4 separate regions of the Mus musculus genome follow, and all the other regions are linked to region 2. A link is a loop called in an ENCODE intact Hi-C map of the cell type or tissue named here. Cell type or tissue: heart. All regions are shown on one strand. Region 1 overlaps Cdh20 (cadherin 20). Region 2 holds the start of Rnf152 (ring finger protein 152). Region 3 overlaps Pign (phosphatidylinositol glycan anchor biosynthesis, class N). Region 4 has its middle 89 kb from the start of Gm17634.

Evidence for each region. A loop is a pair of places that touch in the nucleus more often than their neighbours do. Peaks named below come from ENCODE experiments on the same cell type or tissue, not always from the same donor. Only the 100,000 strongest peaks of a DNase experiment are listed, where the experiment ranks them.
Region 1: a loop joins it to region 2, with 7 times the contacts of the local background. A loop is called at or near these places in 17 of 42 quality-filtered maps.
Region 3: a loop joins it to region 2, with 2.2 times the contacts of the local background. A loop is called at or near these places in 6 of 42 quality-filtered maps.
Region 4: it touches region 2 in a loop (1.9-fold over the local background); 2 of 42 quality-filtered maps call a loop at or near these places.

Annotation. Positions count from the first base shown.
Region 1 is chr1:104,982,304-104,990,303 of GRCm38, reverse strand. Cdh20 (cadherin 20) reads right to left here. Exons shown (of 12, transcript NM_011800.5): 11 at 5,382-5,633. Among named protein-coding and RNA genes, the nearest start is that of Gm29012, 130 kb to the left of the region's middle. In heart, no CTCF peak of the experiment used is centred here; no DNase peak of the experiment used is centred here.
Region 2 is chr1:105,352,526-105,360,525 of GRCm38, reverse strand. Rnf152 (ring finger protein 152) reads left to right here and starts at 3,816. Exons shown (of 3, transcript NM_178779.4): 1 at 3,816-4,183; 2 at 5,363-5,485. Gm17634 (predicted gene, 17634) reads right to left here and starts at 4,519. Exons shown (of 2, transcript NR_151540.1): 1 at 3,621-4,519. In heart, a CTCF peak has its summit at 3,960; DNase peaks (open chromatin) are centred at 3,825, 4,215, 4,415 and 4,815; H3K4me3 peaks cover 2,269 bases; H3K27ac peaks cover 1,273 bases; H3K27me3 peaks cover 871 bases.
Region 3 is chr1:105,626,608-105,634,607 of GRCm38, reverse strand. All of the region lies in intron 14 of Pign (phosphatidylinositol glycan anchor biosynthesis, class N), which reads left to right. Among named protein-coding and RNA genes, the nearest start is that of Pign, 33 kb to the left of the region's middle. In heart, a CTCF peak has its summit at 3,876 (motif pointing right); no DNase peak of the experiment used is centred here.
Region 4 is chr1:105,263,079-105,271,078 of GRCm38, reverse strand. No RefSeq gene overlaps it. Among named protein-coding and RNA genes, the nearest start is that of Gm17634, 89 kb to the left of the region's middle. In heart, no CTCF peak of the experiment used is centred here; no DNase peak of the experiment used is centred here.

The DNA.
Region 1 (8,000 bases), 370 kb after region 2:
GGAGAAGAAACAGAGGACATGGGTACAGAAAAACAAAATCATAAAATCATTAAAAAAAAGTCACAGAAGAAAATTTCTCTAAGGTTAAAGAAGGATACAGAACACCAAATAAATTGAATCAGAAAATAAATTCCTTGGCCTGGAGAGATGGCTCAGCAGTTAAGAGCATGGACTGCTCTTCCAGAAGCCCTGATGGACAAATCCCTATCTAAACTAACTGAAGGACTCAGAAAAGAGCTAAATTAATAAAATTAGAGATGAAATGAGAGACATAAAACAGACACTAAAAGCAATGCAGAGAACTACAGCAATGGACCTAAAAAACCTGTACTTGAACAAATTGGAAAATTTTAAAGAAACATAATTTTTTGTTTGTTTTTGTTTTTCTTTTTCGAGACAGGGTTTCTCTGTGCAGACCTGGCTGACCTGGAGCTCACTTTGTAGACCATGCTGGCCTCGAACTCAGAAATTTGCCTGCCTCTGCCTTTCAAGTGTTGGGATTAAAGGTGTATGCCACCACACCCGGCCATAATTTTCTTGACTTGTACCACGTACCAAAGTTAAACCAAGATCTGATAAGAAGTTTAAACAGAACTGTAACCATTATTGAAATAAAAATAATATCTAAAAACCTACAAACTACAAAAAGCCCAAAGCCAGGTGATTTTAGTGTAAAATTCTACAAGACTTTCCAAAAAGAGCTAAGGTCAATACTCCTCAAATTATTGCACAAAATGGACACAGAAGAAACGATACCTAATTAGTTTTACAAGGCCATAGTTACCCTGACCTCAAACCACATAAAGACCAAAGAATTACAGATCAATTTCTCTTATGAACATAGATGCAAAACTTCTCAGTAAAATACTTGCAAACTGAGTCCAAACACATATCAAAATGATCATCCACCACAGCTGAGCTGGCTTTCAGGGGTGGTTCAGCATACGCGTAAATCAATGGTATGCACCATATGTACAAACCTGAAAGACGAAAGCGATATGACCATCTCATTAGATTTAGAAAAGGCCTCTGACAAAGATCAACACCCCTTCATGATAAAAAGTCCTGGACTGATTAGGGATACAAGAGTCATACTTTATAATAAAGGTGATTTGCAGCTCTCTCATAGCCCACATAAAAATAAATGGAAAGAAACTCAAAGCAATTCCACTAAAATCAGGGACAACACAAAAGTGTTCTGTTTCTACATACCTACTCAAGATAGTCTTAACTTGAGCAATAAGATAACTGAAAGAGATTACGAGTATATAAATTAGAATGGAAGAAGTCACAGTATCTTTGTTTGCAAACGATATGATTTTACACACACACACACACACACACACACACACCTAAGAATTCCACCACGAAACTTCTACAGCTGAGAAGCCCTTTCAGCAATGTAGCTGGATATAAAATTAACTCACAAAAATTCGTAGCCTTTCTATACATAGATGACAAACGGACTGAGAAAGAAATCAAAGAAACTGCACATTTCACAGAAGGCTTATGTAATATAAAATATTTTCTGGGTAACTGTAACCAAACAAGTAAAAGACTTGTATGATAAATATATTAAGTTACTGAAGAAAGAAACTGAAGAAGACAGCAGAAGATGGAAAGATCTCCTGTGCTCACGGATAGAGTTAATATAGTAAAAATGGCCATCTGACCAAAAGCAATCTATAGATTCCGTACAATCACCATCAAAATTCCAACATAATTTCTTCACAGATCTTAGTGGCTACACAGAGCCTCTGCCCTTATGTGCTAAATGCCATTTGTATAGAAGGTGCTCTGTGTGATACCAAAGGAAAAAAGTAAACACCAACTCTTCACTCTACAATTTATGTCCTTCCTGCTAGATATGCTAGTGCAATGGTGGCACAAAACTTGTAGAAATAATCCTCCAATATCTTATGTAACCTAAGACCTACTCCATGAGAGGGAGCCCAAACCTAACAGTGACTAAGTGACTAAGAACCGGAGACTAGATAGATAACCCAGTGACCTACGGTAAAACCAAACGCTACTGTTCTATTAAAAGAACGTAGCAGTAAAACATATCCTAAAGATGTTCTGCTCTACTCATAGGTCAGTGCCTTGCCTCAGCCATCATTAGTGAAGCTGCTTCCTGCAGCAGATGTGAACCAATACAGAGACCCATTGTCAGGCAATATGCAGAGAGTGAGAGACCTTGGAATACTTAGCTCTAAATGGGATTTACCAAATTCCTCTTCACAGGCCTGGAGGAACTTGGAAGAAGAGTAGGCAGAAAGTGTAAGAGCCACAGGGGATGGAGGACATCAAGAAAACAAGCCCGTCTAAATCAATACTACCAAAGTTCATATGCACTCACAGAGACAGAGGGAGGACGCACGCACGCACGCACGCACGCACGCACGCACGCACGCACGCACGCACGCACAGGGCCTGCATGGGATCCCACCCATTAGTTAAGAGTCCTAATGCTGAAAGAAGTGGATATAAGCCTCCATCTCCAACCCAGAAGCAATCTGCAACTGTTAACCAATGACAAATGAAAATTTTATTTTCTGCAAGGCAGTCTCCCTGGGGAAACAATCTATTCTCATGCGTAGGTCACATGCCCAGCAGGACACGGCCAAGAGAAAACGAACTTAACAGCATCTATGAAGGTTCTTTGTCTTACAAGGTCATGTCAAGGCGTTTTCCTTTTTGAAAAAATATTCTCTTTTAAATTTTATTTTCTATTTTGTCTCTCTGTGTGAACATCTGTCTGTCTGTCTTTCTGTCTGTCTATTTGTCTGATATTACCTCCTGACCACTTGAGTTTAAATTATGGCTTCCATTTTGTGTTTTTAATGGGTAATCTGGGTGTGGGAATAGGCCTGTCTTTATGTATATATCTGTTTTTTTCCTGCCTTTTCTTGGGTTCTGTTCCTCTTGTTTGTTTTATTGTATTCCAATTTTTTATCTTATTATATTTTATTATTATTTCCTAAAGCTCATTTTCTACTGTGAGACAGAAAAAGTGGATCTGGATGAGATGGGAGTTGGGGGAAGAACTGAGAGGAGTAGATGGGAGGGGAAATATAGTCAAAATGTATTATATGCAAAAAATTCTATTTTTAATGAACTACACCACCCGCAACCCATCCAAGTCCCTGCATGTGTGCTGGAGAGAAAACTGATGGGTGTGTGGGATTAGGAAGTGCATAGAACTAGTCATCTCTTGAAAATGAAAGATTGATACCTGTCTTATTTTTTAGATACAATGTTATAAATAATGAGCATTAAGTTATGCTTTAAAAATCAGGTTTTGGGATTATAGGTTCAGGTGAAGAAAGTCCAGGTTCTGAGAAAAAAGCATCAGTGCTGGGAAGGCTTGCTCTGAATGTTCTCTAGGTTCTGTGGACAAGCCACAAGGTTTTCTAGGAGCTGGGTACATGAACCCACCCCCACCACAGTAAATATTGCCCAGATGAACATGTCTAATTGCCCACCTTTGTGTGTGTGTGTACAAGTCAACTGCAGCATAAATGTTAGAATTGTGTGATCTGGGTTGTGCGCTCTTAGAAGTAAGTGGGCATGTGTGACACACCTGGGACACCTCAGCTTCTGGGAACTTCTTATTCTGTGAGTTTTTGTTTTTGTTTTTGTTTTTGTTTTTGTTTTTTTTTTTTTTAAATAAAGGTCTTGGTTTACAAACTAAGTTATCTCTTTAAATCAGTCTCTCTGTAGTGATGGCTCTTTGTGAGATGGCTCATCGTGATTCCACGATAAATCTTACAGCATTCTTCAAAGATAGAGGTAAGGATAGCCAACCTAGAAATTTCTCCCCAAAGCAGAGCAGATGAGAAAAACAGCTTTCCTTGTTCTGCACCCAAGGTCTCCTATTGCCACCTTATGGACACTTTAGGAATTGCAGGTGGATTTTACTTGGTATAGGTAGCCTGGAAGGTTATTTATATTCCTTAATTGTAACGTAAGACAGAACACTCAAAATACAATGAAAGCTTACATCATGTTTTAAAATGTATTTTGAGAAGTGTATTCCGAATGCCTATTTAGAAAGTCAGTGCAATGCTGATATTTTCAGCAATGGATTTCTTTATCTGGTGTGGCGCTCAGTCACTTGGTGTTTAGGTTAACTAGAGATCAAGGGAGCATGAGGATTATAATTTAAATTCCTAGTGCTTTATATTCTTCCCTGTAGAAAGTTACTGAAATTTTGTCTTCTCTCTTATTATTTATTTATTTATTGAGATGTGGTCTCATCATGCAGCCAAGGGTTTCTAGACTGGTCTAGAACTTGTTCTGTAGGCCAGGATGGCCTCAAGCTTGAGGTAGTCCTCCTGCCTCATCCTGTTAATGCTGGAGTTGCAGTGTATCGACACAGATGCTGTGAGGTTTCACATATATAGAATAATAGTGTTGTCTCTTGCATCTGCTTTTCTCTAAGGAAGATGAATGTGGAACAGGTTTAACTCAGTAGCAGCGTGGAGGTGAGATGCTCACGTAGATGTTTTCTGGGTTTCCAGAGGTGACTTAGGTGTTGCTTCTGAGTGTCTAGTTAGAAGCCTGTGGGCACCAGAGAGCTGGGGGCTGAAAGAAGAGGGAAGGCTCCCCCATAGTCTGTTATCACCCCACGTTGTTCCTCAGCAGACACAACCAGGCTCTTTTCCTTTACTGCTGTTTGTTAGATGTTCACAGTGCCTGAGAGGACTTGTGGGCCACAGACAGCTCATTCTCAGAACCCTGCGGTTCCCACTGCTGCTTCTTTCAGGTCTCAGCTCAGAGTTCTACTTTTCTGTGAGGGCCGTGCTGACCGTCCGATTTGCTGCATTGCTGTAGTACCTCTCCTCAGGCCCGCATCTCTTTCCTTTCAGGAACACTCAGCTATGTGTAGCATGTGCGCACGAGGAAGGGTGCCCGGTGCCCGCATGCGGGTCCTGGCTCTGCCTCTGATGCTTGGCTTTTGGCTTGTGGCTGAACCTCTGTGATTTAGCTGTTACTTACCTGAGATGGATTTAAAGAAGTGATGATCATATCCTCTTCCATGTAATTTTGTCATGTCAGTGTGAACTTGTATCATCTGAAATAAACTATGGAGGACAGAGTGTGTCTGTCGTCTAATCACAGTGCCTAGTATGGTGTTCAGGTCTGCAATCGATACTTGATAAACCTATGTGTTTTAACCTTGCCAAAGATGCCTTGAGGGAAGAGACTGTCTTCATCTTCTGAACTTTTCTCCAAGCTTCACTCTACCACCTTTTGAAGTAAGCTTGGAAGAAGCCAGTTCTGAGTAGCTGAGATAGGGGGTTAACTGCTCATGTCTCAAAGCCTGTGGACTCCCCCCCCCCCCCCCCCGCCAAAAAAAAAAGGAGCCGCTAACTCACCTAAGAGGACAAAGATGCAGGCCAGGATGGCGATGAGGGCACCCCGACTCAAGCTGACTGGGAGCAGATAGGCCTCTGGGCTGCAGGACATGACGTGGCCATCGTCATTGCAGCTGCACACTTGAATGGTAAGCGTGCCGGTGCTGCTGAGGACGGGCTGGCCGCTGTCTGCGATGAGGATGGGCAGGTAGAAGACGCTCTGCTCCTGCTGTCGGAAGCCGGACCTCCGGGTCAGAATCCGAGCAGTATTATCTGAAGGAGTAAAGCATTTAGGAATGAAAAAAAAAAATGAGAAAAAGAGAAATTCTTGGATTGAAGGAAGCAGGGAGGCAGGGGCAGGGAAGGAGAAGGAGAAAAGTTATAAGGCGTGCACTGCCGCAGCCATGTCTATTGGTTTGGCTCAGCACTTAGGTTTGAAAATCAAGCTTTTCATTTGCTTTCAGGCAAAACCCCGAGGCCTAGGAGAGAAGCTCTTTTGTGAGAGGCTGTCTTACCCTTTGTGACATAAAGTGCCCAGGGCAAACTGACAGCCTTCAGATCTAACAAATGTTCCCTGGGAACACTTGACAGAAATGAACAGTGGTTGGTGATCTGTGGCCCCTGTTTGCTCCTGCGCAGCAGCTTCTCAAGGCCTGTGCCAGTTTTCTGCCTCCAGCAAAGGAGAGCCCAGGAGCCCACGAGGCTGCCCAGGAGTGTTTATTTTCGCTGTTTGGGCTGGAACTCCTGTCTTTTGATATTTTCTTTTGTGCCTCTCACTTGGCTTCACCAAGTTCCCGCGTTCCCGCGGAACCGGCTAATTTGCAGAAGCTTATGTGAATCCGTGCTTACAGGACACAGCTTGGAACTTCTCCTGGCCCATGGGCTGAGTTTAGACAGTTAATATGAATCTGGTGAATTATATTCTTTCAATTTTTAAGTTCTATTTTATGCACATGGTGTTTTGCCTACATGCATATTTGTATACCCACTTGTATGCCTGGTCCCTGCAGAGGCCAGACGAGGGTGTTGTATCTTTATCTACTAGACTTACAGATGACTGTGAACTGTCCTCTGGGTACTTGGAATTGAAACTTTCCCCTGGAAGAGCAGCAAGTACTCTTAACTGCTGAGTCATCTTTTCAGCCTTGGTAAAAGTTATTATTTTTCTTTCCGTTTAAAGAGTGAAAATTTTAATTAAGAGGTACTCATAACCTTTATGAGGTATAGGGGGCTGTCTCAGTTTTTTTTTTTTTTTTTTTTCATTATATAATGATCAACTTGGGGCATGTAGGCAAGCCCTGCCCTTTTGTATGTGAGGTTTTTATTTGTGTGTATAAGTTTGTGAGCACACGTATGATCACATGTGTGTGGAGCCCAGAAGTCCATGTGGGGTGTTTTCCTTGCTCTGCTCTTCATTTTTCCTCTTTTTTGAGACAGTGTCTTTCACTGAACCTGGACATCTCACCTCCAGTTTACACAGATCAGTCAGTGAGTTTTGGAGACCCACCCACCAGTTTCCCTAAACTCAGAGCTAAGCTCAGAGACATGCACGGTCACACCCGGCTTTTACAAGTGTGGTAGGCATCTGAGCTCAGGTCCTCATGTTTGCATGGTAAGCATTACTGACTAAACCATAGCCCCAGCCTATCCACTCTCTTAAACACCTCTCATTTCTCCATAATGAGAACACTGGAAAATCATCTCCTGTAGCTATTTGAACTTCGTATTATAGCTGACTAAATACTTCTGTGTAGTAGAATGTAATCCTTATTTAGCTAAATGGTGAGATGTGTTCCCCAAAACTCATTGTGTGGGAAGGTGTAGTGATGTTGATATTTGCCAAAAAACTGTATGTATGTATGTATATATATATACACACACACACACATATATATTTATATATATATATACACACACACATATATATATATATATATATACACACACACACACATATATATATATATATATATATACACACACACACACATATATATATATTTATATATATACACACACACATATATATATATATATATATACACACACACACACATATATATATATATATACACACACACATATATATATATATATATATACACACACACACACATATATATTTAGATTTAAGAAGTTTAAATTCATGTCTTTAAGGTACCTGGAATGGCTTTGAGTTATAAAGCAGATTTTTTTCAATGTTGTGATCATTTCAGCAGATGAACAATTTGAGAGGTATGGTGGGGTACATAAGAAGTAACTCAAAAACCAAAACCAAGCTGGATATGGTGGTACATGCCTATAATCCGGAAGCTGAGACAGGGGGCTGAGGCCAGGAGGACTACAGAAAGTTCTAGGCCAGCCAGGGCTACATAGTGAGGTCCTTCTAGGAAAACATAAATAATAGAAAACATCCAAACCAACAAGAAACTAATACCATTAGCAGAAGAGTTTCTGAGCATGTTTCACACGAACTAGAATTTCACTATTCTAAATTTCTAAAAGCGTAAAGCAAACATGGCTAGTTTGTATTCATCAGTATTGCTGGTTCTCCTTCCCTTCTTGAATAAAGTTTCTTGAAGAAACTGTACTTTCTGACTCTTTTTAAGTTAGGTATGGAATAATAATTTGCCTTAATTG
Region 2 (8,000 bases):
TGCAGGTATTTGGGCGTGCAAGCGTGAGAGCACAGGACAGGGCTGGTCTAGTTCCTCATCCTCCTTCCTCTTTCTTCTTCCTTGACTCCTTCCTATCCCTGTCCCTCCTTGTTGGATAAGTTGCTGATGGTACAAGTTGAGAGATGATCCTTGCCCTCAAAGACCAGGAAGGAGATCACAAAGTGATCTATGTTCTACATCTGCATCACATTCTTCTATGCAGGTGTCATCCTGATAGAAGCTTTGCCTGGCCATCTAATTGATCTTAGCTCCACCCTAGGTTCCCAGAGATGTCGTGCTCTGCTCAATAAACACTTGTGGAGCATCTCTACTCCACGCTACAGGTACAAAGCTAAGAATTTAGTTCTGCCCTTTACCAAACTTAGGCGATGCAGCATCCTTCAGTGTTGTAGGGCTGACTGGCCTGATCCATTGCCAAGTGCACACCTTCTCTCTCCTCCTGCTGATACTCAGAATGGTTCTTCCACTTTCCCTTGGCATTGTATGGTTCATCATGGTATTGAAATCTTAGTTCCAAAAGCTCCCTGTGAGTGAGACTTCTCTGGCCTAAGGTTTCCCTCAACATACACACCACACACACACACACACACACACACACACACACACACACACACACCCTTCATCGTCCTTTCCCCTCTCATTTCTTTCATGGTCTCACATGTAATTCCTTTTATTATGAAAAGAAATTTTAACTGGAAAGTGAGTTCTGTAACTGCAGGAACTTAGACGAGTGGTTTCCCACCCCACCCTGCATCCTAACCCTCTTGAAACACGGTCCATATTTAATGACTATTGGCTTTTTGAAGGCATCAATATTTGGACCATGTGCACATATATGTGCTGAGGCCAAAGGTTAACCTCAAGTGTTGTTCCTCAGGTGCCATCCAAGCTGATTTATAAAACTGTGTCTCTTCATTGGCTGAGTGAAGGAGCTCACTGATTCAGATAGCCTGGGTCCCCAGCTAACCCCAGAGACCTGCCTGCCTCCATCTCCATAGTGCTACAATTACATAGGATCCGAAGGGCACACAGCCACACTGGCCTTTTCTTGTGCATTTTGGGCAATGAAACACAGGTCCTTATATCTGCACAGGGAGCATTTCACCAACCAAGAAGCTCCCTAGATCCAGCATTGGTATCTTTATCTTGTCTGCAGGTCTGTGCACCTGTCTTTAACCTGGCTCTTCCAGACCTCAGGTGCTCACTTGCTTCTCTTTCACACACATGCACAGTGGGTTGTAAGAACAACAGCAGCTTCTCTGGCAGGACTTTGCCAGCTTGTACTTCGAAACTCAGACTGGTCCTAGCTGCTCTGCTCCTGGGTGCCCCACAGATGAATTTGTTACAACACGTTCTGCCGGTTCTTGCCCTGACTTAGACCGTAGCTACCTGTCCAGATTCTGACCTCCAGTGTGTCTTAGGAACTGCCCCATTGCAGCCTGCCCCAGTTAATTAACCTTCTCTGTGTGACAGCTTTACAAGACTGGACAGAAGGCAGAACACCCATGATGCTCTGTGAATTAAAATCCCAGCCAGTGGAAATGAATAGAGTTGGAGGTGTTAACCTTCTACATGCTGAATTCTTGCATTTCTCACTTCAAAGAATTGTCTAGAAAGCAACTGGGGGGGGGCAGTTTGAAACATTTTAGAATAATTACTGAATCCTGAAATTGCTTTCCTAAAAGCAATCTTGAGAGGCACTCATGCATAATAATATTTCTGGGCTAAGCTCTGCTGGTAAAATGTTGGGGTGTTATGAATCACCTTCTTTATTTCAAGTCCCTGACCAACATCTGAGTTGTTAATACCTTGCCTAGTTTCTCATTATTATTTTTTTCCAGAGTCCACAACATGGCTCAGTGAATAAGATGCCTGTCCTAGATTGCCTGATCCTAGATTGATGATCTGAGTGCAGTCTCATGGGGAAGGGGAGAACGGAGTCTTGAAAGTGCAACCTGTCCTCCATACCTATACTGTCACCGGTGTGCACCCCTCTCCCTAAATAAAATATAACTAAAAACTAGGAATTCCAGTTCTTAGGAAAATGAGGCAGGAGGAGTACCAGAATGGTCTGTGCTGCCTGATAAATTCCAGCTTAGCCTAGGCTACATGTATGAGACTCTGCCTCCAAAAGGCCTTTTTAATTTTTTTATTAAAAAAAATTATTTTTTTGAGACAGGGTTTTTCTATGTAGCCCTGATTGTCTAGAACTTGCTCTGTAGATCAAGCTGGCCTCGAACTTACAGAGATCCTTCTGCCTCTGCAGGAGGTCTGTACAACCTCCACTGGGCTAATCCCACCCCCACATTGATGGTGAAGTTAAAGATATTCTTGCAAAGTAACCTTAGGTTCCTAAGACATGCATGCAGAGCCTCTGTGGGTGCTGTAGAGGTGATAAGGGAACAATGGAGCAAGAGTCTGCCTGGTGACTGGAGGAAGCAGAGCTCCTACTGGGATCCAGAGACTGCAAGCTTTGTGGGTCTCCCGGATGCAGGTCCCCCCCCCGCCCCCCCCCCCGCGCCCCCGCCTCCCGATGTGTTAATAGCCTGATTGGAACACCAATTCACAAGTTGTACACGTGGGACAAAGCAAGTAGGACCAGCTGCCAACACGGATTCATTAGCTCATACAGAGCCATCATGGGTCTCAGGACTTCTGGAACAACAGCAGTTCTCAACCTGTGGGTCACAACCCCTTCAGGGGTCACAAAAGACCATTGGAAAACACAGATAGTTGCATTCTGATTTGTAACAGTAGCTAATGTTGCTATATGAAGTTAGCAACAAAAACAATTTTATGGCTGGGGGGGTCACCATAACATGAGCAACTGTGTTAAAGGGTCACGGTATTAGGAAGGTTGAGAACCACTGCTGTGTAAGAAGGAACATAGGACCCATGAAGGGAGCCCAGTACCTGAAGTCTAGAAGAAGCCATTTGCTCTGTGCATTAACAGAGCTCCTTTAGCTGAACCACAGAGATGAGGAGACATAACTCAGGTCAGTTTTCAGTTTCTTAATAGAATGGATCCCAAAAGGCCCCAGAACTCAGGCATGGTGCCCCAGACCAGCAGGGGACACCTATCTCCCCTTTTCTCCACTATATGTTAAGTGAAAAAGCAGGAAGAGACCTTATCTTTAGATTCTCCTGGGGTTACATGACATTAAAAGCATATCCCAAAGGTAAGGGCTTTGTTTCTGTTTAGGAGTACAGAGGATAAATCCAGATTCATGCACCCTAGGCAAGCAAGCACTTTACCTCTGAGCCTGAAGTTGGGTTTTAAGGTGGGCAATAGGGTAAACTTAGTAGACCCTCTAGGCTCCTTCCTGTTCACCTCTCCTGTGAGCTTCCTTTACACAGGAGGTTGAGGTGTGAGGTGTCCCTGTGGGGCTCTTTGGGAGCATATCCCGTTCCATGCTGACAGGTTCCTGCCCTTGTTGGGTTAGTGAACTTTCAGGGGCAGCCAAAAAGAACCCAGGGGAAAGGCAATAGCCTAGACTCCTCCCTCTCCCCTGTGGTCTTGAGTCCAGAGCCGCAGCTGGGTCACCACCTTGGCCAGTCCCAGTCGTTCTAGCCTGTGGTGCTCGGCCTCTAGGTCACACCTGATACCGTTCAGGTCCTCCTTCCGTGCTCGGTCCAGGTGCTCGCTGGTCTACGGTGGGTAGAGGGCGCGTCCCTGCTTCCCCACCCACACCAAGAGGTTGGCCACTGGGGACCGACCGACAGACAGACAGTCGGACGTGCCGGCCAAGCTGCCGGGTGGAGTGCGGGAGGGGGTGGAGCCGCCGGGGAGGGGCGGTCCGCGGAGCAGAGCTCACTCAGCCTCCCGCTCCCTTCAGTGCTTGGGTCTCTGGGGGTGACACCAAAAGCTTCCGCTCAGTGTCCGGTGCCTGGCGGCGGGTGTCCGATCGTGGAGGCGGAGGACAGCCGGGCAGGTGGAGGGCGCCGCCTGAAGCCAAAGGAGAGACGAGCAGGGCTGGGCTGCGGGAGGCGCTGCCGCCACTCTGCCCGCGCTGCCCCGCAACCTGCGGCGGGAGGAGCAGGCAGCAGCCGGCCCTCAGCGCTCGTCTAGCAGAGCGCAGCGGGCAGTGCGGACCCCCGGGATGCTTCCGACGTTGCTGCAGCCGCCGGCGGCGTAACAGAGCCGAGCCTGCTGCTGAGAGAGGTCAGTGAGTTTCGGTTTGTTTTCCTGTTCAGTGTGCTCCCAGGTCCCGGGTGCAGAGGGGACTCGCGTGGAAGGCTGTGCCTAGGAGAAAGCGGGAAAGGGCAACGGTAGCCTGAGATATAACTGGAGGTTCTTCCTGGACTATGATTGGGGTGGTTTGTTTGGTTAAAGGAGTGCGGAGCTGGAGAGGCGTCTCTCGAGGAGGTGGTCCCGGGAGTTGGGTTTTCCTCGGGCTTTGCTTTGAGTTGGGAGCGCGATGGGGTCATGGCAGCTGACTCTGGTTCCTCGGAGTCCTGGGATGCCCCCTGGAGCTCTGGTCCCGGGAGCTCGCCTCATGCACGCGCCGCACGCGCCCTTGAGGTGCGCGCACATCCCTGCCGTGCCCCCCCCCCCCCCCCAGCATTCTCAAGCCCTGGGTCGTCCCCTCCAGTCCTGTCCTGCCTTCCTACTCCCGATTCCTAGCTAGAAGTTGCCCCCAAGCCATTATTGGAAAAGGGGGCCGAATGGAGGGCCAGATTCTGGGGGTCTTTTGTGCGGACCCACGGGCCTGGGGCGCTTGCTTCTGGAAGGACAGCAGCAGGACAAAGCCGGCAGGACTTGTGGGGAGCTTCTCCACAGTGTTGGTTTGGGATCCCGCCTACCGTGGGGGTGTGGTGGGGGAGTGCTGCATAGATTTGGAAACAGTAGGGTAATTGACAAAACAGAGACAGTGACTTGAGGTGGTGGCCAGGCAACGAAAGGATACTCTCAGATGCATCCCTGATTGTGTGTGTGTGTGTGTGTGTGTGTGTGTGTGTGTGTTTGTCTGGGCAGGCGACTACATGCCCCGCATTGCTAGCTGTGTGGGCTTAACTCGTGTATTTTGCTAGCATTTTGCCTTAAAAAGATGATGGTATTCTCCATCCTGACTCCTATATTTCTGAGGCATTACGGTTGATGGTAGCCGCTTTACCGCGGGATAACTTGGGGGCGCGGCAGGGGGGGCGTAGACTGCAGAGGAGCCAGGAGGTGATTATTTATCCAGGAGAGCCTTAATGACCCTTCCCTGTTTTACCAGTCTTCTACCCCCCATTCTCATCCTCTCGGGACGCCTACTCGTGTTCCAGTGGTCTCGGAGGGTGCTTGGATTTCTGTCTGTGCTGGGAGTATCTAACTATTACTGCATGTATTTCACTGCAGGCTGAACAAAGCTGGGTCTCAATCGCGCTTCCTGCTTGTCAGCCTCTTGTCTCCCAAACGCTTACTGTTTCCACTTGATGTCAACACGCAGAAGGGGGTGAAAGGGACGCGTGACAGATTCAGGTAACCCCAATGATCTGGGTAACTGCCTGGGTGTCTCTGGGTCATTTGGGCCCACAGCGCTGACACAGGGCTGCCTGGGTGTTTCTGCTTTCACAGCATTTGTATTTGTGAGGGAGTAGGGGCCACCCAAGCAAGCAAAAAAAGTCTGTCCTACCTTTGGGACTTCACTCGAATGTCTTGTTCCACCAACATTGCAAATGACTTCATCCTTTCCTTTTGGAGAGGTCACTGGGAGCCACTTATATTGGACCTGTATTAGTTCCACTGGATGGTGTGAATTTTGATGCTGTCAGTACACAGACAGTTGTACATAAATATGGGTTTGGATAAGACAGTGTTTTGTGTAAAGTGGAGATGTCTTCTAATTAAAGATATTGTGGGAAAGTTAATAATCATAAAGCTCATAAGATATTTGACCAGTGCTCAGTTCGGGCATTGGTCACATGCAGTGGCCTTCTGAGGAAGAAGGACTGTTTCTCTCCCATCTTTTCATTGCCAAAGTATCAGGGCAGGCTGATGCTAAATTACTGGCAGGTAGCAGAGAGGGCTGCTGGGTAGGAGCAGAACGAACATAGAAGAGACAGAGCTTTAGTTATGTTTCCCTTTATATAGACACAAATCATTATCCTCTCTTTCTCCATTTTTTTCCTTTAGATTTTGGTTCTTTCCCTAAAACTCTGGCCTATCATGATAGAATTCATTGAAAACTCACCTTCAGATGTACCAGGACACACATTTCAGCACTGGCATGCCTTCCTAGAATCCAGAGCTTTTAGCATCCCATGGGCTGGAGCATGGGCTAGATCCAGGCTTTCCTTATAGGGAGGTCAGATTGTTGAGGACCATTGGCTCCTGAGACCTCTTTTGCAGTATAACAGCATCAAGGACCAGAGTGGATGCTCTTTACAGTTTTTCTCGAAAATCCCTCTAAAACTAATTAAAGAGCTTAAGATGTTTGTCATTCTGTTCTAGGATAGTTTTGCTTCTAAAGGTGGCTTTAAAACCAGGAGTGACACCAACGTTGACCCTTCTACTGAAAGCTTGGAAAACCATTAGAAGTGGGGCAGTCATTTTGTTCTAGCTAAAACAAAGGCTACTGCTTTGCAGAGACAAGATTACCAACATGGTGTTAGGATGAAGGTATGTTGACAGGTGATTTTTCTGTCAGCAGTAATTCTGGGTGTGTCCTGGATTACAGCAAGAAGAAAAACCACGTGATGGAATAATAGGGAATGTAATAATGCAATAGAATCAAGGGTGTGGCTTTTTAATAGGAAAAAAAAAAACCCTCACACACAATTTTCCACATAGAAAAATAGCTGCCTGCACATGTAATTGCATGTCCAAGAACAAAGATAGCTATAGTGTAGTATTAGATTTTATTGTAATTTTTCATCATGTGCTGTGATAACTCATAATGAAATGTTGATTTACATCAGCTCCCTGGGGTCATCTTCTTTACATCATCTTCTTCCTGGGGTCTCGGGAGGTGGGCTTAGCTCTAGGCTGGCATAGCTGACCTTTGAGTCCAGTGTTTACTTGTTCACCCTGCAGACGCTTTTGTGTACTTAACAGAAATACGGATTCTGTGCAAGGTGCCAAGGGGTAAGTGATGGATAGAGACAACGGTCATGAATCACCCTCAAAGAGATTATAGGGAGACAAAGAAATGCAGGTCTTACTTGGAAGTGACTGAGAAGGCCTGCACGTCTGAGGAGGCTCACACAACCTCTGCTTGATTGTCGTTTTCTCTAGAATGTTCTGAATTCCCCAAATGTCTGGGCTGGGTCAGAAGTAGCCTTTTCTTTACAGACATTGAACTCTTCAGTTGGATTTCCATGGCTGCTGAGGCTCCACCAATGTAGGGAGGCCATTTTCTTTTCATTTCTTTATGACTATTCTACCTGGACCTTCTTGTTCAGCAGTCAGCTGTGCATCAAGTTCAAAATAATGTCTACATTCCTGTGTCACCTGATTTAGAAAGCAGATGGGGACAGGTAGACTTTTGTAGGTTTCTTCTCACTCATTTTAAAGTACTGAGGTGTTATTGATTTTGCTGTAGTGAGGAATATTCAACATACCAGTGCCCGACCATTTCTTTCCTGGGCTTGCAGAATAGAAAGGCCAGGCTCGCTGTAGTTGCTCAGGCCCTAAACTGATAGAGGCTTGCTCAAACTTGGTCTTATGGAATCACTGCTCTCAAGAAAGTGGCTCAGGTATCACTCAGTCTACCCCATAATCCAGCCCAGAAGCATGTCACATTGTTCTGGTCCCAAATAAGCTCTATGACCTTCCTTGCATGGAAATGGGAAGAGCTGGGAACAGCTGAATTATACTGGTGACACAAGTCTCTTGTCCCACGGGGCCTGGCTCAAGGGGTGGAAGGTATTTGCTGTTCCATGAGCAGTTTTTGAGTAAATCAAGGATAAATATCTTAAAGAATCTGCTGAATGCATTGGGGAGATGGCTCAGTGAGTAAAGCGCTTGCCGTGCAAGCATGGGGACCTGCCATTAA
Region 3 (8,000 bases), 270 kb before region 2:
AAAGACATAAGATTAAAGTAGCAGAATGAGGAGAATGCTAAGAAAGGGCCACAACAGGAAATATTGACAAAACAACACCTTAGCTGTGGCATGATTGTGAATAGTTGCTGGGAGTGTGAGTATTAGGCAAGTAATTCTCCATTACCACATGGATCAAGACCTGATGGGATAGATGAGAAAATATAGCACATAACTTTGCTAGCTAGTGAACAGCATTTAAATGTTAGTCAGATTCATGTTAATATTCGTTTTCAGAATTTAGAGGCAATCTTTTGGGAAAACAGGGAAGAATTCATTAGAAGTACAGAACAGGATGGAAATGTTACTACCCTTGACAATATATAGTACAGTCAATAATTGGAAGGCAGAGGGGAGAGGAAACATATATGTGGTGATCCTACTGAAGTCATAAACTAGAACAGAGAAGGTCCTGCCTACTGAGTGAATACCATAGACATGTAGCCGTGGATTATGGCAGTAACAAGAGCTAACAGAAAAAATAGTGCGTTGACCCGACTGAGGAGAGGAGGTCTAAAGACATCACCAACAGAAAGTGTGTTGGGTGATGAATCATGACTTAATGTTAAGAATGCATGTGGGGAAAGCTAATAGAAGAGTTAAAGCAAGCAGGTCAAGGTGCTTGGTCCCTCTGGATTGGTAAACAAAGAAACTAGAAGGGTATTTTCGCATTATCATTATGTAGTTCTGCTTGATTGACATTTTTGTTTCTTGCACTTTGTATTTTGATTATATTCTTTACTTTCCCCCAACTTCTCCTAGATTCTTCCCACCTCCTTACCCACCTAACTTCTTGTTCTTTCTCTCTCTCTAAAAAAACAACATCCCCAAAATTCAAAACAAACAACTCCCCGCAGGATTTAAAAAAAAAAAAAGCCAAAACAAAAAAACCTCAAAATTATCAAGAGGTATTTTGTTTGTTAGATTTTTACACACACTGCATAAATATATTGTTCATGGTCATGAGTTTGAGACTGTCTGAGCAGCAGCATCTGAGGCTGTCATCTAAAGGAAGAAATTCAAAAAACAGATTTGTAATATTTGGTACTAGTCAAGTAGAATATGCAACAGGATAAAAGATACCATTCATAGCAAAGTAAAACCTAATAGAAAACGTGTATTGTGGGAAAAGATCCAAAATTTACTTTGGCCATAATAAAATATAAATAAATATTGACTAATAATGTTAGCTATCATACAATAATAACACTGTCTAAAATAGTTACTAAATATAAAATAATAATTTTTCATGTAGTTTAAAATGTTTTTTAAACTTTATATAGAGAAAAATTTCAAGAATAGCTTAATTAATACTGAGGAAGAACGGGACAAAGAGACTTTCCTTACTAGACAGTAAATGCATCCTAAACTACTTACAAGGCAGTAATGGTACAAGTCTAGCCTGTGATTACTCACTGATTTGCTAGTACATAAAGAGGTTGCTATCTATGTGATACTTGGTTTTGATTACAGATTACATTTCAGATGTGTGGGGAGAAGGCTTACGCATAACACATTACCTTTGCCTTGAAAAAAATATGACCAGGTTCCCTACCTTACTTCAATCATAAATTTGACATTAATTAAAAATGAAAAAATGTTTTTTTAAAAAAGCAAAAGTGTAAAACTCATAAAGCAAAATATAAGGAATAAGGAAAAAACAGCTTGATTATCTCTGAACTAAATATTATACTACATAAAATAAACCATAAAGATTATTATTCTCAGATTTGGAGAAAACATAAACTATGTAACAAGCATTATAATTTATGAGAACCTTATATATCAGGTTAGGGAAATAGTTTAGGCAATTGAGTGCTTAGTGTCTAAGTCTGAGGCTCTGAGTTAGATTTCCAAAGCCTATGTTAGAAAAACGAAAAAAAAGCTGGTTGTGGTGGTTTATATTGTACTCTCAGCATTGTGGAGTTGCAGACAGGGATGTGCTAACCAGGTATTTTTCAGAGTTCTTCCAGTGAGAGACCTTGTCTCAAAGAAAAAAAGACAAAAGAAGGCATCCTAGATTGACCTCTGTGCCTCACCTCTATGCCACCTTCCTTCCTCAATAAACAAAACTTTTTATACAGCAATGGGAAAAAATATCACCTTAATAAAATGGAAAATTATGCCTAAAAATTCATCAAAAGAGAATGCATAGGTGGTTGTTATGAAAATATTGACTTCATATTTGTTGAGCATTTATTTACTAGTTTTTAAATATTTTGTGATTTTACATATATTAAAATAGGTTATTCCCTTACTCTATGAAGCAGTTCCTATTATTTTCCCATTAAAATGAGGCACAACAAAATGACTTCTTAGATTTCTAACCCTAATTCTAATCTGAAACCAGACAGACTGTCTCCATAGTTTCTTGTACTCTTAACTACTTTGTAGTGTGGTTTTGTACTACATATACTCAAACTGTACCGAATGGTTTACTTTTGACAGTGTATTCTGAGATAATATGCAGAGAAATTATTATTGTATTTATCAATAGGAGGTAGGTTAGATAAGAATCACGTTGTTTATCATGAGCCAGTTAATGGCAGGTAAGGAGGAAAGTGTGGTGAGTGCATCGGCACCTATATGAGGATGTTTGTAAGCTGAGTGAAAACAGTAAACATAGGACTTTGGAACATTATGTAACTAATCTTAAAAGTGTGCATGCAGTAATTCTGTGACTGCAGACAAAGAGCAAGAAATATGCATGCTTATTAGTTAATAGTGTCATGAGGATATTAGCTAGCATTGTAGTAAAAATTTATTAGCTTAGTATTTAATTATATGAAATTAGAAGATACAGGAATCAGGAGTAATATTAAATTGAAAATTATTTTTCTGTTATTTGAGAAGTTATGTGTGACATAAAATAAATTACAATTTAAAATAATCTTTATTTTTTATGCCTTAAAACTTTTTTCTTGCCTTGAGGTATTTTGAAGAAGGTATTTGAGAGCAGTGACTATATGTATTAGTCTGGCATTTAGTGTTCAGTATATCTCCTGCCTCCGCACTCCCCTCCCCCAGAAGATCACTAGTATCTGAATGCAATAGATGCTTTTATTTTTTAGTTATTAAATCCAATAAATATTTTACATCCATATCATCTGCTTCTTTTTAGTGACTTTTGTATACATAGAATGTCAGTATTGTCTTATAAGCTGAATAAAAGAAATGTTGGCACATAAACAGAAAGGATGAGGGAAAGTTGTGGTGATGTGTCTTTTAGTGAAATGACCCAGTCTCTTGTCCAAACCATTGGCTGAGGATATCTTTCCTTTGTATTCTCTTTTTGCCCGGAGAAATTGTTCACCAGTATGTTTTTCTTGGAAGTGAATTCATCTTTTCACCTGAGCATCTCATAATCTATGAAGAATTGATGAACAGAAATAATTTCTGAGATAATGGAATAGCAGAGGTTTTTAAAATAGGAAAAATAAGATTGCTGATGTTGTCCTGTGTGTGTGTGTTTTTTAAGAGTCCCATTAGTTCCTTTTTTTGTTGTTGTTTTTTTTTTGTTTTGTTTTTGTTTTTGTTTTTGTTTTTGAGACAGGGTTTCTCTTTATAGCCCTGGCTGTCCTGGAACTCACTTTGTAGACCAGGCTGGCCTTGAACTCAGAAATTCGCCTGCCTCTGCCTCCCAAGTGCTGGGATTAAAGGCGTGTGCCACCACGCCCGGCCTTAGTTCTTATTGTAATTGTATATTCTGTTTTATCCTAAATAACTAGTTTCCTGTTTCGTTTCAAATACGTCTGAAAAAAAAGAATAAAAGTTACAAAATATTCCTTTTGACAAATAGAAATAAACCAAAGGCTAAATGCTGTAAATGCTGTTGTAAATGCTGTTGGTATGCTAAGACATAACCAGCAGGTGGCACTACATGATTAAAAGAAATTTGAAATGCTCAACTCACTGCCCTGAAAGGAGGAAAGACATTGTATTTCCAAAGTGCTCAGTTTTTCTAGGCATGGTGGTGCAGGTCTGTGATCCAGCTAAGAGAACGAATGGGAAGCTTGTTACTAGTCCAAGGTCAGCCTGGCACACATAGCTAAAATAGTCAAAACAAAATTTGAAGAAAAAATAATGCCATGCAATAAGAAAGAAGACTTAGGGTTCTCTTAAGATGCTATTGGGGCAGTAGAAGCAGGCAGGAGCTATGCACCTGACACAGGAGAACAATCAGTTAGAATATCTCTTCTCTTTGAAACTTATTATGTAAGAAGTAAGTACTTAAAATGTAAATTTTTATTTAGACAACCCAATATATTTTCCTCTTAACTTAATCACTTCCTTTTCATATATTTGTTTCCTTGAAAGCATATGGAAGTACACAGATGGAAGTGCCCTCACTTAGATCACATGCATACACTGGGTTGGAGAGGAGCCTTTCTTTGTGTCACCAATTTGATTTCCTGATCATTTACAAGGCACACAATCTTTTCATTAAACTGACGTCAGTTTTTAAAAACAGCTTTCGGGCTGGTGAGATGGCTTAGTGGGTAAGAGCACCCGACTGCTCTTCTGAAGGTCCTGAGTTCAAATCCCAGCAACCACATGGTGGCTCACAGCCATCCGTAATGAGATCTGACTCCCTCTTCTGGAGTGTCTGAAGACAGCTACAACTCACATATAATAAAAAAATTAAAAACAGCTTTCATAAGTTACATATGTGCTTGGGAAATGATTCATTCTTACAGACATGAGTGACTGCGTGATTCTGCACCATTGGTCATGTTAAAGAAAGAAACTTGGCCCACAAATAACTCTTGCCCTTGTTTCTGCTTTTAGTTTCATGAGATGCTATCCTGTAGTGGTGAGTTTTGCTACTCCACTTTATGCTCCCAGCAGGTCACACTTCCAGCAACCCACCCAGCTCTTTGGATCCACAAACAAAAGACATACACATATTAGCTTATTTTTGAAATGCCTTGCCTACTCTAAGGCTTGGCAGTTCTAATCCTCCCTCGGCTACCATACTTTTCCCTCAGGTACTCCAAGCTCAACATCTTCTAAGTCTACCTTTAACTTTGCTGCCCTATTACCATCTGTGAAGCCCGCTGGTCTTTGCTGGCCAACATGCTTCTGGGCAGCCCTTCTGGAGGCTGCTTTCCCTTTGCTCCTACACTTCAGATGATCTTCCCTCTGCAGCTCGAAGTCTTATCCATCTCTCTTCCCCAAGTCATGGCAATTTTGCTTCTCCTCCCTCCTGCATCCTAACCCTTGCAAATCTAAGGGTCCCTCCCCATCTCCTTTTTAGCATTTTTATTGATCGATTAAAAACCAATTAGGGACAAGGACTATAAGTGTTTGGAAATGTAGATTTCTAGTTGAATCAAAGCATTAAAACTAATCTCCAACACTTTTCCCTCTGTCTAGCTAGATATTCTAGAAAGGAATAAATGGCTGTTATAAAATATTAGACCATGGCTAAGTGAAAATTTTTTGTAATAAAATTTTGAATAACATGTAAAACTCCTTGCCCTCCAAATACTCGTTCACCCTGAAGAATGAACAACATTGATGATAATTCTAAAATGCACTTTACTTTACAGTGTTTCAATAGTTATGAAATAAAAAAGGATAGTAACACTTTTAGGGGACTATGTGGACTGTTTAGAATACCCATTTCTGTCTTCTCATAAGCATAACATGTTATTATATGTTCTTTTGTTGATGATGGTCTCTTTTGAGACGGGGTCTTGCTTTGTAGCCCTGTCTTAAAACTTACTATGTAGACCAGGCTAGCTTTGACAATCATTGATTCTTTTAAAATGATGTTTTCATTAAAAGATGTAGTCAGTAAAGAAATTTTCCTTTAAGATGACTATGTGGAAAGGTTGTTAGTTTCTTCTTGGTATGCAGCAGGGGAAATAGATAAGAGAAAGGCCTGGCCTGGCCTGGCCTTGCCTTTCGAGCTCCTGAGTTTTGGCACAAGAGGATAGTGTTGCATACTATCATAACAGGTCTTTTTTTTTTTTTTTTTTTAAAGGTTTATTTATTTTATGTATGTGAGTACACTGTTGCTGTCTTCAGGCACACCAGAAGAGGGCATTGGATTCCATTACAGATGGTTGTGAGCCACCATGTGGTTGCTGGGATTTGAACTCAGGAACTTCAGAAGAGCAGTCAGTGCACTTAAACCGCTGAGCCATCTCTCCAGCCCAGAGTTGTGTTTCTTTGAATGCAATTTTTGTGTATCTGGCAAAAAAATGCCCTTCAGCAAATTTGCATAATTAAAAAAAATCTTTACATGCTTTATCTTGACATCAGTGTACATTACACTGTCCTTTAGAAAAACAAACAAGCATAATGTTCTTTGCCTCAGAAATGGGGATAGGGGTGGGATAACTCCTGGTGGCAAAGACAGGCGTTTTTTCCCCATTTGTTCCATTATCTCCATACTAACATGTTTCACAGATGGGAAAGTAGTCACTTCCTTCCCTATCAAAGAAAAAGTTCCAAATACAAAATAACGCGCCCAAATTTTAGAACTTCAAACCACATTAGATTCACCAGTCTCTGCTTTCTGAGTTTGCATACAACTTGAGCAGCTGCCTAAAGCTCCTGACACCAGGACCTCCCTGCCAGGAAGGGCTGTATTATTTACTGAACTGTGGGCTGACATAACCTGGCTCCCCAACAACCTCTCCAAAACCCTTAAAAGCAAACAAACACATGAACCCCTACTTTAATATGTTGAGTATTTCCTGTGTCCTGTATAATGAGCATTAACTAACTTGATCAGAACTACTCTTATCAAGGTCAACATTTAATTGGGGCTGGTTTACAGGTTCAGAGGTTCAGTCCATTATCATCAAGATGGTAGAATGACAGTATCCCGGCAGGCATGGCGCAGGCAGAGCTGAGAGTTCTACATCTTCATCCAAAGGCTGCTAGTGGAAGACTGACTTCCAAGCAACTAGGGTTAGGGTCTTAAGCCCACACCCACAGTGACACACCTATTCCAACCAGGTCACACCTCCAAATGGTGCCACTCCCTGGTTCAAGAATATACAAACCATCACATTCCACTCCCTTGCACCCATAGACTTGTTCAAACACATGAATGTATGGGGGGGGGGCGCATATTTAAACACAGCATAATGCAAAATGCATTTAGTCCAACTTTCAAAGTCCTCATAGTTACAGCAGTCTCAACAATGTTAAAAGTTCAAAGTTCAAGGTCTCTTCTGAAATTTATCCAATCACTTAACTGTAATCCCCAAAGAAAGACAGGAAACCAGCTGGGCAAATTCCAAACTCTGCATCTCCATGGCTGATGTCGAAGCGGTCTTCAGATCTCCACTCCTTTTTCATCTTTGTTGACTGCAACAAACTGCTTTCTCCTAGACTGGTTCCACTCCCTGTTAGCAGCTTTCCTTAGCATGTATCCCATGGCTCTGACATCTTTAACATCTTTGAGTCTCCAGGGCAACTTCAGTGTTACAGCTTCTTGTTTCAGAGTCTGGGATTCCACTTGATCTTTTAGGCTCCTCCTAAGGGCTGGCATCACTTCTCCAGCTCTGCCCTCTGTAGCACTCTAAGCTCAGGTTGATCCACTCCACTAAGGCTGCTATTCTTGGTGATCATCCCATGATACTGACATCTCCAATACACTGGGGTTTTCCACTCCAACTAGGCTTCACCAATAGCCTTTCATAGGCTCTCTTCATGGTGCCAAGCCTAAACTCTTTTGCATGACCCCTTCAGTCCTGGACCTTCAACTACAGCTGAGGCTACACCTTCTCCAATGGTCTTCCATGACCTCTCACAGTGCCAAGCCTCGGCTGTTCTTCATTACACCTTCATGCCTTCAAAACCAGTACCACCTGGGTAACTCTTACATATTACCAAGTCTAGCCACAGCACAAGGAACAACCTTGGCTATCTCTGGAACAGCTTCTTTGTGCTCCCAGAAAACAATTTTCAGAAGATTTCACCTCAGTGATACTGATCTCTTCTTAATCATTGCTAATTTCTTA
Region 4 (8,000 bases), 89 kb after region 2:
CTTAAAACTTAATTATCCAATCAGATTTATATAACAATAAGATCACAATTTACAAGATACAATAATTTCTGAGCCAGTTGATAAAGATAAAGCTTTAACCCAATTTTTCTAACCTTGTGAAAAACCTAGCTACTCGTGGCTGTCTAAAACCACGCAGGATCAGGATCGTCTTCCTGTCCGGCTGCCTACATATAGGTTTCTCCTTCTTCTCCTCTTACCTCTCTATTTCTCTCCCCAACTCCTAGCTCCACCTCCTTTTTCCTGTCCAATCACAGGCCTACCACTGATCTAATGTGATTGAACAGAAAATCCTGCAACACCATACCAAGCTTTTTAAGTGGGTTTTGGAAGATCCAAATTCAGGTCCTCACACTTGACAGGCAAACATTTAATTTAACCCATCTCCTGAGTCCCATATTGACTTATATGAGAGCGTTGTCTGAATGTATGTATAGCACATGTCTGCCTGCTGCCCTTGGAGGTCAGAGGACAGCAATAGATCTCCTGGAACTGGACCTAAAGATGGCTACACACCTAAAGAGACATCACATGGTTTTTGGAAAACTGGGTCCTCTGGTGGAGCAGCCAATGCTCTTAACTACTGAGCCATCTCTTCAGCCTTTTTTTTTTCTTTTAATTAAGACTAAGATATAATGTAGACATGAAATAATACGATGATTGCATTGGATTTACCTTGATAATATTTAAGCAATTTGCCTATTAAAACCATGTACTGCACATACTGGCAATGGAATGTTCTCCCAGGAGAAAATTATGGGGGAAATAAGCACACACCTGCTTCAGCAATAGGGGTGTGAGGACTCAGTCAAGTGCACTACATACATATCAAAGTCTAGTTTTGAAAAATTATTGCCTAAAAATAATTATTACTACACCTATGGGGGTAAAAAATAACTAAGTTGTTAATGATGATGCAAAATCAACAGTAATCTATTCCTATTAATGAAAGAAGAACAGCTATTAAATAACAGGATCAAATCAAGCAGCACTGATAATGAGCATCTTTGCCTCACATTGTAGAAATTTTAACTACTAGCATCTGGACTTGTGCATTAGAGACATTTCAGTGTTCATAAGAACCAAATTGTTAAAATCCTGAATTGCCACAATCTCTCACTTCTGTAAACTATGAAACCCATTGGTTTCAGTTTAAAAATACTTGGGTTGGCAGAGCCTGGAGGCATTTATTGATAAGTTGATTTCTTCCAGGCATTGAAGAAGTTTTGGGTTTGATAGGCAACCCTTAGGACACTTTTCAGCAGAGGGCCAGACCTGAAGAACTACTGCTCAGAGGACAGGCAAATTTATAAAGAGACTTGCAAACCTGGTCAAAACACACAAATTTCAAGTTTTCAAAATTTCTTTTTAATAGAAACAGAAGATCATTTAAACAGAAATGTAAATGTCATGGGATGAAATCAATACTTTCAGTATTTACTTTCAAATATTCTCTACAAGGTATGGATGGTGATCATAGCAGTAATTCCAGCACTTTGGAGGCAGAGGCAGAAGGATCAAGAGTTTAAATCCAGCTTAGGTGTCAAAATAAAGAAACAACTAGGCCTGGTGGTGCACACTGATGACCCTAGCATACAAGAACTTATACTGCTCATTCCTCCACCTTTATTAAAGAATTCCATTATATCACCCAATCTTACAACCTCACCTTCCATGACATTTATATGATTTTCACCAACAACCTTCTCCCTGAGGAGTGCTGGTGAGTTTGGAACCAGACTAGAGTACATGCAGATGAAATCCACCAGATGAATGCTGCTACCTGATCAGGGCTGAGGCAGTCCCCAGCTGGGATCCTGAATGGAACTACAATATGCCAGGGGGAGATTTTAGCTAGAGATCAGTTTATAACTTGGCTCCTAGGCTTCCCAAAAAGCAGTAAATTATGAAAAAAAACCTAAGAGGTAATCCAGGACAAATGCAAAAACGTATCCTAGTCCTGGAGCACCTTATAAATGCCCTCCTACAATACACCTGCCTGGATCCTAAGACTTCAGATGGGAGACAACTTTTTATGGCCTACTTCTCTCTTCTCCCTGAGTTTTCCTGATGTTAGGGTTAACCTTAAATGCCTGAATTCACAGACAGAAGTTTTAGCTGTGGCCTCCAAGGTATACAACGGGAAAGATGAGAAAGCTTGAAAAAAAAAAAAAAAAAAAAACTAATGTTGGCTAAGGACTATCAGCTGTCCAGAGTAACTGTGTGGCCTGCTTTACCTCTCAGAGCCCAAGAAACTTTGGATTGCTGCTTCAAATGTGGTCAGGATGGTCATTGGGCCTAGGCCTGCCCAAGCCCTTGTAAGTCATCTTGTGCCATGTCCCATGTTCCATGAAAATGGACATTGGACTGGAGACTGCCTTCATGTCCCTTGCAGCATGGAGACATAAGTCTTAAAACACCCTCTAGCCGACTTCTTAGGTCTGGGCATGGGTGACTAATGGGGGCCTGGGCTCTCTTGGCCTGACCACTTCTACAGGGAGCCCCAGTTAGTCATCATGGTATCAGGGCAACACATCTCCTTCTCTGTAGACAACTGGAGTCACAACTGGAATTTTGGGGACCCACCCTCCTCATTTCCCTATTGTTAGTGTAGGATAGTTTATGTAGCCTTTCTAATCTTACCAAACTCACCATTTAGCTGTATCTTTAGGGATATCCCTTTTCCTACTTGTGATGGTCTGAATACACTTGGCCCATAGGGAGTGATACTATTTGCAGGTGTGGCCTTAGTGGAGGAAGTGTGTCACTGTGGGGCTGGACTTTGAGACCCTCCTCCTAGTTGCTTGCAAGACAGTCTTTTCCTGCTTGCCTTCAGAACATGATGTAGAACTCTCAGCTCCTCCTGTGCCATGCCTGTCTGGACACTGCCATGTTTTCTGCCATGATTATAATGAACCGAACCTGTAAGCCAATCCCAATTAAATGTTGTCCTTTATAAGAGTTCCTTGGCCATGGTGTGTCCTCACATCAATGGAAACCCGAACTAAGACACCACTCTTTTCTAGTAGTACCAACCTGTTCCATCTCCTTGTTGGGGAGAGATCTCCTAACCAAAGTAGGAGTGAGTATTGTTTTCACTTCCCCCATCCACTTGATCTCAGGCATGTTGTCCATTCTCTTCCACTTTCTCTTCCAAATTGCATCATCTGAAATAGCTTTCCCTTGCTGGCTTCCCAGACTTATCCCTGAGTATGGAATACCCAGATTCCCTCTAGCTGTCAGACATCACCCCCTCTCATCATTCACTTCAGAACCCTGTTCTGGGGAAAAAGCAAGATGTTGCTCACCTGCTTAGTTCTGGTTGTCTGGCAAGTTTGTCTGTCTGTTAGTGTGAGCAGATAGCTCTGTGTTTTCTGGTGTGTCTAAGTCTAGTGCCAAACATGGGAATGGAACCAGAAATGGGTCAGGCTCAGTTGAATGAATGAATGAATGAATGATAGAGGTCACCCTGTTTTGTTTCTGAATGGTTTCCCTTGAGCATGTGGGCTTTCTGAGTTCTGTGTTTATTGGTTTTGTTTTTGCTTTTCCAGCTGTTGTCAGGTGCCAGGCACAACTGCTAATGCTTCTTGCCATGGCTGCTTTGATGGCTAGGGCTTAGAATTTACACCTGAGTTTTCTGATCACTGGATTCAGCTTATTAGGGATTCAAATGCCATTTGAGTGTAGATAATATTAAAGCTGTTTTATGCTGTTCCACCTTATTGGAAAACTGGTTCTGGAATTGGGTTATGATTTCCCTTTCCTCTAGATCCAGTCATGTTTATTTAAAGGTTTCTTCCAAAATCTTTGTCCCAAGTCAGGCTATGACAGAGAAAGGAGAGGAAACTAAGAAAACAGGATTTAAAGACCATGCTTTGCAATGACCGCTGTCAGTAACAATCAGTCATGTCTCCCGTAATGGTTAGATGGAAAATGTGAAAGCTCTATGTTCTGAGGGACTAAGGATCAGTGATGAAGGTCTGAGGATGTGAAAACTTAAGTTCAGAGGATCTAAAGGAAGTGTCTGAGGATGTGAAAGCTGGTATTGTAAGGTATGTAAATTATGTTGTAAAGGCACAACAGACTAAGAGAATGAAAAACGTTTTCGATTTCTTTACCATCTATTTTGAAGATTCAGAGTTTTTTTTTTCCCTGAAGTATTATTTATCAGATACAGAAGTTAAATTAGTACATGATGAATATGGAGGATCCAAGTCCTTCTGTACACAATGAGAATGGAGAGATCGATTCCTGTTCATTAGAGCTTGAATCTACGTGTATTGGGTGAAAACAGCCTTTCAGTTAAGCACCAGGTTATAACTTGGAAATATTGCCATTTAAAATATCAAAAGATTGTCATTCTTCGGAGGTTAGGAATAATACATGACATTGGCATGATGGGAATAATACATGACATTGGCATGATGGGAGTAATACATGACACTGGCATGATGGGAAACATTAGTTCTCAAGCACTGAACTGAAAGCTGTGTTACAAACACAGAACTCTTGCTGACAAAAACAGTCAGTTAAATGATAATTGTTAAATAAATGAAAAAAAATTGTAAGCTCTCGTTTTGTCTTCCCCATTGTTTTCTGCATAGGTGAAAGTGCTTAGAATTCCAATAACCTGATAAAACACTAAGTACTTTTATCAGTCAGAAGCTCAAGATGGTAAATTTCCTCTGGTTGTCTTTTAAATATAGACTTAATGGTACTTCTCATCATGCTATTAATACTTCTATCCAATCTATATGTCCAGCTATCTGGACAGAGAAAAAAAAAATCTTCCTGCTTTCAACATAAAGTTTTTGCTATGACTTGAAGGTGTGACACTTGTTAGCTACTTTTTCTACAATGTAGATAAAACGTTTATAACTTCTTGTAAACAAAATCTCATGCAAGCTTCAGGGAGTCAAGGGAGTTGTAAGACTTGGATCCACCTCTCACAGGCCAAATGGACTCCAGATAAGCACAGCCTAAGTTTCCGCAGCTGCCTATTCCTGGGGTAGGATACCTCTCCCCACTGCTCTGGGGCCTCCTCTCCTCCCCCAGCTTCTAGGACTATGGATCTGAAAGTTCCAAATGTATGATTTTTTTTAAAGTTTCTATACATTACTTCTGTCCTTAGTTTGTATCTGTTTCATCAGATTTCCATGTGGGTGACAAACGCCGTCCAGGAATTAGCTGTGGACTACAAACTGCTTGAAATGGCTGAGAGCTCTGGACTTGCTGAAAGTTGATGTGACTGCCCCCTTGTCTCTTCAGGTGGATCAGTGAACCAGAAGTTTTTGATCAACGCCCTGTTACTTGAATCCTCTCCTAGCCTTCCTGGACCCTGATGAAGGTGTCCTAATTTCATCAAAAAGTAGTTACAGAAAAGGCATGTTGCCCCTTATCAACAAAAGGCTGGAGTGTTAGGTCAAAAGGAAACTCCCTGGCTTAGGGGACAAAATGGTAACCTATAGTACCTATTGGTATACTGGGAAAGGTACTTGTTAAACCCAAATAGATGAAAATCTATTGACAGATAGAGTCATTAGTTGAAATAGTTCTACAGTAAGATAAGGTACTCAGCCTGCTTTGCAGGAGAGGGAAGTAATTGTGAGGCTTTAAGAAAACGTTTTGTTTCTATGTAAACCACTGGAGAAAACTGGTGAGAATTATCTAAGAGCTAACATTAGAGAAGGACAGCCTTGCCTGCTCTTCAGGGAGGAATGCTGCTTCTCTGTCAACTAATTTAGTCCAGTAAAAGACAAGATCCAACAACTCCAGACAGATCTCCAAAGAAGAAAGGAACAGCTCCATGTCCCTGGCCACTGGAGTTGGATACTGCTTTTCTTAACCCTTTCCCCTCTTTTCCTACTAATAGTACCCTGCTTTATAAATTTCTTATCTAGATTTCTTTCAACAACAAATTTTAAAGATTCTAACCAAACATTTAATCAGTTGTTATTACAGCTTCTTTCTATAGAACCAGAGGCCTGCCAATCCTGATGGTACCCAGATGTTGACAGTCAAGCTTGCCCGTGGACTTCAATGCCTTCATACAGCAGGAAGTGGTTTAATAATAACATTGTCCTCTTTCCAAACCCCTGATTAGTTATCAGTGATAAAAAAGGGGGCCAAAGAGTATAGAAAGGTCCAAGGGAAGAGCACCCTGCTGCTGACATCCCACCTTCCATGACTCAGCATTAACATTGAAACAATGTTGGGCAGCTCTAGTTTCATTCTAGCTCACTGGGCATGCTCCAAAAAAATCCTATAAAACTCCACAACCCAACCCTCTGCTGTCTAGGTTCTTGGTCAGACACAGCCACCATTCTGTGTTTTTCCCAAGTAAAACTTTTGTTTGTGTGAGGTTTGTTTGGCGGTGTGACTTTGTGGTATTCCTTGGCTCCTGCCTGCCAAGACGTTCTTGTGTTGGTAAAACCCTTATCGTATACAATGGCATAGAGGTGTGTGGAGAAGACTGCATACTTCATGGTAGACAGGAAGTGAGGTGGAGACTGAGAACGAGTTTAACCTTCAAAAGCACAATCCCATTGGCCTCCTTCCTCCAATAGGCCCCACCTCTTAAAGTCCTGTTTAAACCAGTGCTACTAGCTCAGACCAAGTTTTCAACACACGAGCCTATGAGAAACATTTCATAATCAAACTATAGCAGCTACTACTTTAAGAATGATTTATAATTAAATGCAACAGAAGGTGGTGACAGGTAAGATCACTCAGCAGGTAAAATGTTGGCTGCCAAGACTGTTGACCAACATTCAAGACCTGAGACCTACATGGCAGAAAGGCAGAATGGATACCCATAGTTCTGCCCTTCACATGTGCATCATGGCACACATAATAAATAAATAAATAAATAAATAAATAAATGCAATAAAAACTTTAGTTAAATAAATGAAAGATGTTTTGTTTAAAATAAAAAGATAGACTGGATTTATAAATTCTGAGCAGTAGACTCAATGAACACTGGTCAGATAGGGAAAATTTCCTGCAGGAGCCCGAATCAGAGCCAGTACCAGGGGAGAGGTAGAGGTGGTATTGTTTCTTCCTGAGCTCTGTTTCTGATGCATCATTCCCACTGTGTGCTTGTACTAAACGCCCAGCCTGCACACCTGTGCATGCTTCCTGAGTGAATGAGTTTGGGAGCTGTCTTGTCACTAACATCATTCAGGCACCTTAAGCTCTGCGTAAGCTGACAGTTCTGGAGTACATGGGTAGTCAGGATCCTGAGCTCTGCATATCTCATCATTTTCTGCACTTAGATTCTTGCTTTGCTGTGGGGAATAGCTCGAGTTCTCCTTCCTGCCCATCAAACTCATTTTAATGAGCTGTTCCTGTACAGCTGTCTTCCTGCAATAAAGTCATATCCTCTTGCTCAAAATATTCATGTTCAAGGCTGACTGGCTAGGCAACTCTACTTGTTAGAAAGAATTAATGAATACCAGGATCCACAGCCCCCATGGGCCCCCTGGCTTTGACCACCTACAGATGTTAAGTATTTCCCCATAGTCCACTAATCTGAATACATTATCAGTCTGCTCTATTATACACAGTTTCAGGATAGGCTTAGAAGGATGAGAGAAGGAGCTACACTAGGGTGACCAGGTGCCTGGGATGGAAACTACAGGGGTGCTCAGGGAGTGAGTGAGACTGAGTTCTATAACTTTATCAAAAGCCAGATTAAACACTGTCTTCCACACAGTGTCAATACTCAGTAAATGCCTCATATACCCAAATGTACAAAATTTACACAAATTACAATGTGGTATTTAAATTCTTCTTGACTCCTAAAAAGAAAAACAAAACAAAACAAAACAAAACAAAACAAAACAAAACATGATTTAGGTACAAAGTGAAAGGAAAAGTATCAGCTCAGGAGCCCTAAGACCAAGTTCTGAGCCCAAAGGAGATGAATTTGTCCCAGAGTCAGAGGACAGGGAACATAGACAGGAGACAGCACAAGAGGATGA